Regions from separate parts of the Homo sapiens genome. Here region 1 is linked to region 2. Evidence: chromatin loops called from intact Hi-C (ENCODE). Cell type or tissue: B cell. All regions are shown on one strand. Each heading gives the region's core, and the rest is flanking DNA. Links, peaks and the distances in the headings are about the cores only.

What was found. Peaks named below come from ENCODE experiments on the same cell type or tissue, not always from the same donor. Only the 100,000 strongest peaks of a DNase experiment are listed, where the experiment ranks them.
Region 1: a loop joins it to region 2, with 20 times the contacts of the local background. A loop is called at or near these places in 2 of 110 quality-filtered maps.

The regions. Positions count from the first base shown.
Region 1 is chr15:88,804,209-88,807,225 of GRCh38, reverse strand. The region is part of intron 1 of ACAN (aggrecan); the gene reads right to left. Among named protein-coding and RNA genes, the nearest start is that of ACAN, 2.3 kb to the right of the region's middle. In B cell, for the core only: no CTCF peak of the experiment used is centred there; a DNase peak (open chromatin) is centred at 1,645; H3K27me3 peaks cover 1,611 bases.
Region 2 is chr15:88,622,857-88,625,611 of GRCh38, reverse strand. All of the region lies in intron 1 of AEN (apoptosis enhancing nuclease), which reads right to left. Among named protein-coding and RNA genes, the nearest start is that of AEN, 2.9 kb to the right of the region's middle. RefSeq lists an enhancer at 1,542-2,741. In B cell, for the core only: CTCF peaks have their summits at 880 and 1,081; DNase peaks (open chromatin) are centred at 1,081, 1,821 and 2,323; H3K4me3 peaks cover 331 bases; H3K27ac peaks cover 1,900 bases.

The sequences.
Region 1 (3,017 bases), core at 210-2,709, 180 kb before region 2:
TCTCTGACTCTGGGTCCTCTTCCTTGAACTTGCCTTTCCCCAACTCCAGCTTCCACCTCAGCTGCCTTGACTCCCCAGCACTTGGTGCAGTGGCAGCAAGGATGCCCCAGCACCTGCCACCTAGGGCCACAATGCTGAAATTTCTGAGACAGAAACATCATTGGGACCAATATAGTAAAAAAAAAATTAAATAAAAATATATGCAAATATCAAATTTGTATATATTTGCATATATACATTTATATTATAAACATACATACCCTTATAGAGGGCTTCAAAATAAATAACAGAAACAAAAGTTTCCAGAAACAGTACTTACCTTTGCTACATAGGAGGCACTATGAGATTATCTGGTATTTCCTATTTTATTAAGAACCCCGCTAAATTGATCTCACAACCTGCAGTTGGACAAATCTGGTGCTAGACATCCCTGCAGCAGCAGAGACAGACTCAAAGTGGGACTCTAGGCAGGGTCTCATGGGCTTCCTTTGGCTCAGCTGAGGTCCTCCTAAGGGCCCAATAAGAAGGGTCTTGGGAGGAACCCAGTTCTAGAAGGAATCATTAAAAAGAAATTCACTGGCTGGGCATGGTGGCTCACGCCTGAATCCTAGCATTTTGGGAGGCTGAGGCAGGCGATCACCTGAGGTCAGAAGTTCGAGACCAGCCTGGCCAACATGGTGAAATCTCGTCTGTACTACAAATACAAAAATTAGCCGGGCGTGGTGGTACACAAGTAACCCCAGCTACTTGGGAGGCTGAGGCACAAGAATCACTTGAACCTGGGAGGCGGAGGTTGCAGTGAGCCAACATTGGGCCACTGCACTCTAGCCTGGATAACAGAGCAAGACTCCCATCTTAAAAAAAAAAAAAAAATTCACACCAAAAGTTAGGACACACAGTCTCTTATCAAGAGAAAACATTTGAAATTTTTGCTATCCATAACTTGGGGTTTGTGACCCACAAGGGGGCTTAGGAGCTGTTAGAGGAGAGGAATTAAAGTTTGTGGTGCTTGCTGAGAGCTGGACAAGGCACCCACTTTATGTCTTTTAATCTTCACAAAAATCTCTTATCGGAGGATTTTCTCCCCTTTTTAGAGAAGAGGAAATGAAGCCTCTGGGAGGCTCAGTACCCTTATCAAAGCCATGTAGCCAGCGAGTGGCTGAGCTGGAATTTGAATCCCAGTCTTCCTTGCATGCAGGCTGTCCACCCTCCTGGCTCTTGCCGACTGTCTCAGGAGGTGAGCTCTCTCTTGGAGCTCCCTCTCTAATTGGGGAGGGGGCATAAGAGGAGGAGAACGCTCTGCCTTGGCATGCAGGGGTGAGTGGCTGCCTGGGATTGGGCGTGTGGGTGTGAGAGAGATGGGGAACAGGGGCAAGAGGTGTGCCTGGGTGTGTGGAGGGCTTCCGAACATTAAACAAAATATTCCCTTTTAAGTATGATTGTCAGTGAATATTCTAGAAAAAGAAAAACATTCATTTACTACTAGAATTAAGAATGATAATAGTAATATTAATAATATGAAACAGTTACTGAGTACTTGCCCAGTGCCAGGCACTACGCTAAGCCCTTTGCTTGGGTCATCTCATATCTGCTGTTTATTGAGTACCCGCTGTGGGCCAGCATTGAGCACAGAGCCTGGCACCTAGGTGGCGCTCAGCAGATATTGGAGAATGAATGAAAATACCAGGCACAGCACTAGAAACTACACGTAAGAATATCTAAATTAAACACAGCTCAAGGTAACCTGTGGAATTCCAGCATCTCTCCAAGAGATATCTTCTTCCTTTGGACAATTCCTTCTTCTGAAACTTTTTATACTGGGGAGATCTACTATTCTGCAATCTTTCTTTCAGGTTAGAACCTCTCCTCCCCACTGCCGCTCAATGCTTCCTCCCCCAACGAGCTTCAGGGTTTTCTTCCCCATTGCCTTTCCATTTCCTGCAGTTTCTCCCTGGAGCCTGTGATTGACAAGCCAACACTCCTAAACCGTATCTTCATAGTGCCTCCAAACCCACCTTGCCCAGGGTGCATGAGCAACCTGATTGCTCCTTGTCCATGGCAACCCAGGACAAGAAAGAGAGATAAGGATTAGAACCCAAGAATTCTGGACTCTTAAATCAGGACGAGGGACCGACTATGGCCTCAGAAAACCTGGATTCTAGTTCTGCCCTTGACCCTAAGTCACAGTTCAACCTTCAGAAATTCATTGCACCTTTCTGGGTCCACTTGCCCTCCTCTTCAGACGAGGTGGGTGAATTTTCAAGGTCCAGAGTCCCCTCTAAACTGTCAGACACCCACCCACTGCAGCACCCAGGACCCCAAAACACCGTGCTAACCCAATTCAGCTTTGTATTTTCCTCCTGGCAGCCAGCCCCACAGAACCAGAATTTACACATCAGTCAACATGCTGGAACTCCAGCTTCTTCATGGTGAAACCCTAGTAGGATCCTGTCAGAACCCAGCTCATGACTGAAAGGAGGATAATGATGGAAAAGTTTGGGTTGGATCCTGTCTCACAACCAGAGACAAGCCCCCACCCCCGCAGCTTGCTCTGCCCAGAGTGTGGTTCAGTTGACATACTGACAGCCTCCAACCCAGCCCCAGGGTTGGAAAGGGCTCCTGCTCCACCAGCATTGGCTTCGTTTGAAGAGGAACCCACAGACGGAAAAACCGCTCGTGGTCGTGTGTCCTCAACTCCCCTCCCCTTTCTTCCTTGAGAAATGCCCCTTCTTGGTTGGACACCCGTGTGTTCAGGGCACTGCTCTCCTCTCCCCTGCTGGCAGTTCAGTAGCTCTGTCCCAGGTTCTGCCACTCTCCCCTGGGCAGACTCTTCAGGCACTCTGGTCCCTGGAGTAAGCCAAGTGGCCAAGGATGGACTATCTAGCCTCGGCTTAGGACCCGCTGTGTCCCTGACATAGTGTCCATATGATTTCATTTATTCTTCCAGACCCCGCGAAGGCCTTTTCCCTCTCAGCTGACAGACGGCAGGCCAAGGCTCAGGAAGGTGAAGCACACCT
Region 2 (2,755 bases), core at 1-2,500:
ACCTGGAGAAAGAATTTCATAGGAAGCCCGCAGTAACTGAATAGTTGTATTTTTTTGTAATATGATAACCAACTGTAATTTATTTATTTAATTAATTTATTTATTTTGAGATAAGTTCTTGCTCTGTCACCCAGGCTGAAGTGCAGTGGCGTGATCACAGCTCACTGCAGGGCTCAAGTGATCCTCCCACCTCAGCCTCCTGGGTAGCTGGGACTACAGGTACACACAACCACACCTGGCTACTTTTTTTGTATTTTTAGTAGAGATGGGGTTTCATCATGTTGCCCTGCTGGTCTTAAACTGGGCTCAAGTGATCCGCCCACTTCGGCCTCCCAAAGTACTGGGATTATAAGTATGAGCCACCGTGTCCAGCCTTTAAGTGTAATTTCTTTACCTGACGTTGTAATTCATTAATCGCCACAGCATCTAGAAACATTTAAAAGTCCTGATCTGAAGTGCTTGCAGATTTCTGTGATGGGCTCCCACCCAGCGGACTTTAAGCCCTCGTCACTGAATGCTAGGATAAGAGGTGCTGTCGTTCATTGCTGCTACAGGAAATGTCTGATGTTCATGTGAGTTTGCAAAACCCAGCATCTTCCCAACAGCTGAGGCCATAACTTGGAAAGCCTGTCTCATTTGTTATGCCAAGTCAGTCAGTACATTTTTAACAGATCAAACAAACTAGGGCTTTGAAGTCAGGCAGAGCAGGGTTTAACTTGGCATTTTTTGAGGCGGAGTTTCGTTCTCGTTACCCAGGCTAGAGTGCAGTGCCGTGATCTCGGCTCACTGCAACCTCCGCCTCCCGGCTTCAAGCGATTCTCCTGCCTCAGCCTCCTGTGTAGCTGGATTACAGGCATGCACCACCACGCCTGGCTAATTTTTGTATTTTTAATAGAGGTGGCGTTTTGCCATGTTGGACAGGCTGGTCTCAAACTCCTGACCTCAGGTGATCCACCTGCCTTGGCCTCCGAAAGTGCTGGGATTACAGGCGTGGGCCACCATATTCGGCCTAACTCAGCTCTTTGTAAATGACCTAAACTGCTAAGTTTCAGTTTTCAGGCATGTAAAATGATCCTACCACCCCCTCTACTGTGTGAAGAGGAAACGACACAATGTATGCTGGGGTCTTCCTGTATTCTGAACAGTAGGGGCTCAATAACCACTGCTCCTTCTCCCAGAGAGGTTAGACTCTAGCCCGTGGTTGGCAGCCAGCTCTTCTCAGGCCAGAGCAGCCTCCGCCTGGACTCACTGCCCTTTCCCAAGCCACAGCCTCCCTTCCCACTCACAGCCCTCCTGCTCTTTCAGACTCAGCTACTGTTCCGCCACCACCCAGAAGCCCTTCTGGAAGAAACTCTGTCCCACTGGGTTGCACAGGCCAATGCCATACTGAGGCTCTCTCGGGTCTCCACTGTGCCAGATGCTGGGCGGCTGCACAGGTGGATCCTGGACTCCAAGAAGTTTAGTTTCATGGTGGAGACAGAAACCAAGCATAAAGTGTGTTAAGGGCTGAAGCAGAGGTGCTAGGGAGGCAAAACAGGCTGGAGGACAATTCTCTGGAGGCTTCCTGGAAGAGGCTACATCTGTGTGCATGTACAACAGTAACCTTCCAGGTAGAAGGGAGAAGAATCAGTGGCCATGTTAGGGGCAAAGGCCTTAAAAAGGACTAACCCAGGGTGGAGGAAGAGGGCCCACCAGCAGCCTCAAGTCACTGGGGTGTAGAGCATAAGGCGGGTCATGCTGGAGGCACTGCTCCTCGCTCCTCTCTCCTTTGCACCATTTCATCTTCTGTTTCCTACTCTGGTGGCCCTTCCACAAGCCACCCCTACCGCAATCTGGTGTCCCCTGAATTGGTCTCTACTGGCCAAGTGAGTGGGGGAGCCCCAGAGGCACCTATGGAGGTCACTGAAATATCCCACAGTAGCCCTGACTCAGGACACTAAGTCTAGCTGGGGAGCAAAGAAATTCATCCCTCTGTGCTGAGCTCTTATAGCACAATTTGAGAATTATTACACCCTTCAAAGTCCATTGGTACACACAGTCTACCTCAGAGCTGTAAGAAGGCAGGTTAGAGCCTTGATTGTACCTTCCCCAACAGCCAGCCTAGAAGCTAGCATGTGGCAGGTCCTCTTCAGAAGGGTGTAGAAAGAGGTCTGGAGAAGATGAAAACCTGAGCAGTAGCAGCAGAGATTAAGAGAAATGGGAAGGGGATGGGAGGTGAGGTGAAATGCCAGGTTTGATGATGCCAGCATTTGCATAAAGAATCCCCACACTCTAGGGCAGGGCACCGCATCCTGACTTGACTCATCCAGACCTGACCCATCCTGACTCATCCACCCTGCTTGCTCATCCCATCCTTTCCAGGAGAAAAGGTCTCTCTTTTAAAAAGGTCTTAACTGTAACCAACTTCCTCATATTGACAGTCACATCTTAGAACTGACAAATTCAGAACCTTAATCTGCCTCAGCCCAGCAATGGGAGAAAAAAGCCTAAGAAGCCCAATGCCCACCCTGCTAATAACTAATTTGGGAAAGGGGGCTGGCGGATAGTCCCCTCCTTTCTCTGTGAGGGGCTGAGGCTAGGAGTAGGGTGGGTGGCTTTCCTGATCCTACTGGCAAGGTTTTAAAGAAGCCAGAAATTAAGTTATCTGAGAAAAGGTCTCTGTAGCCTCCTATTTCAAGAGAGGAAAGTAGTCCTTTTCCAAACACCCTGACCTTGCTTAAGAGAAGAGAGAAAGAGACCTCCCCCTCATATTGTT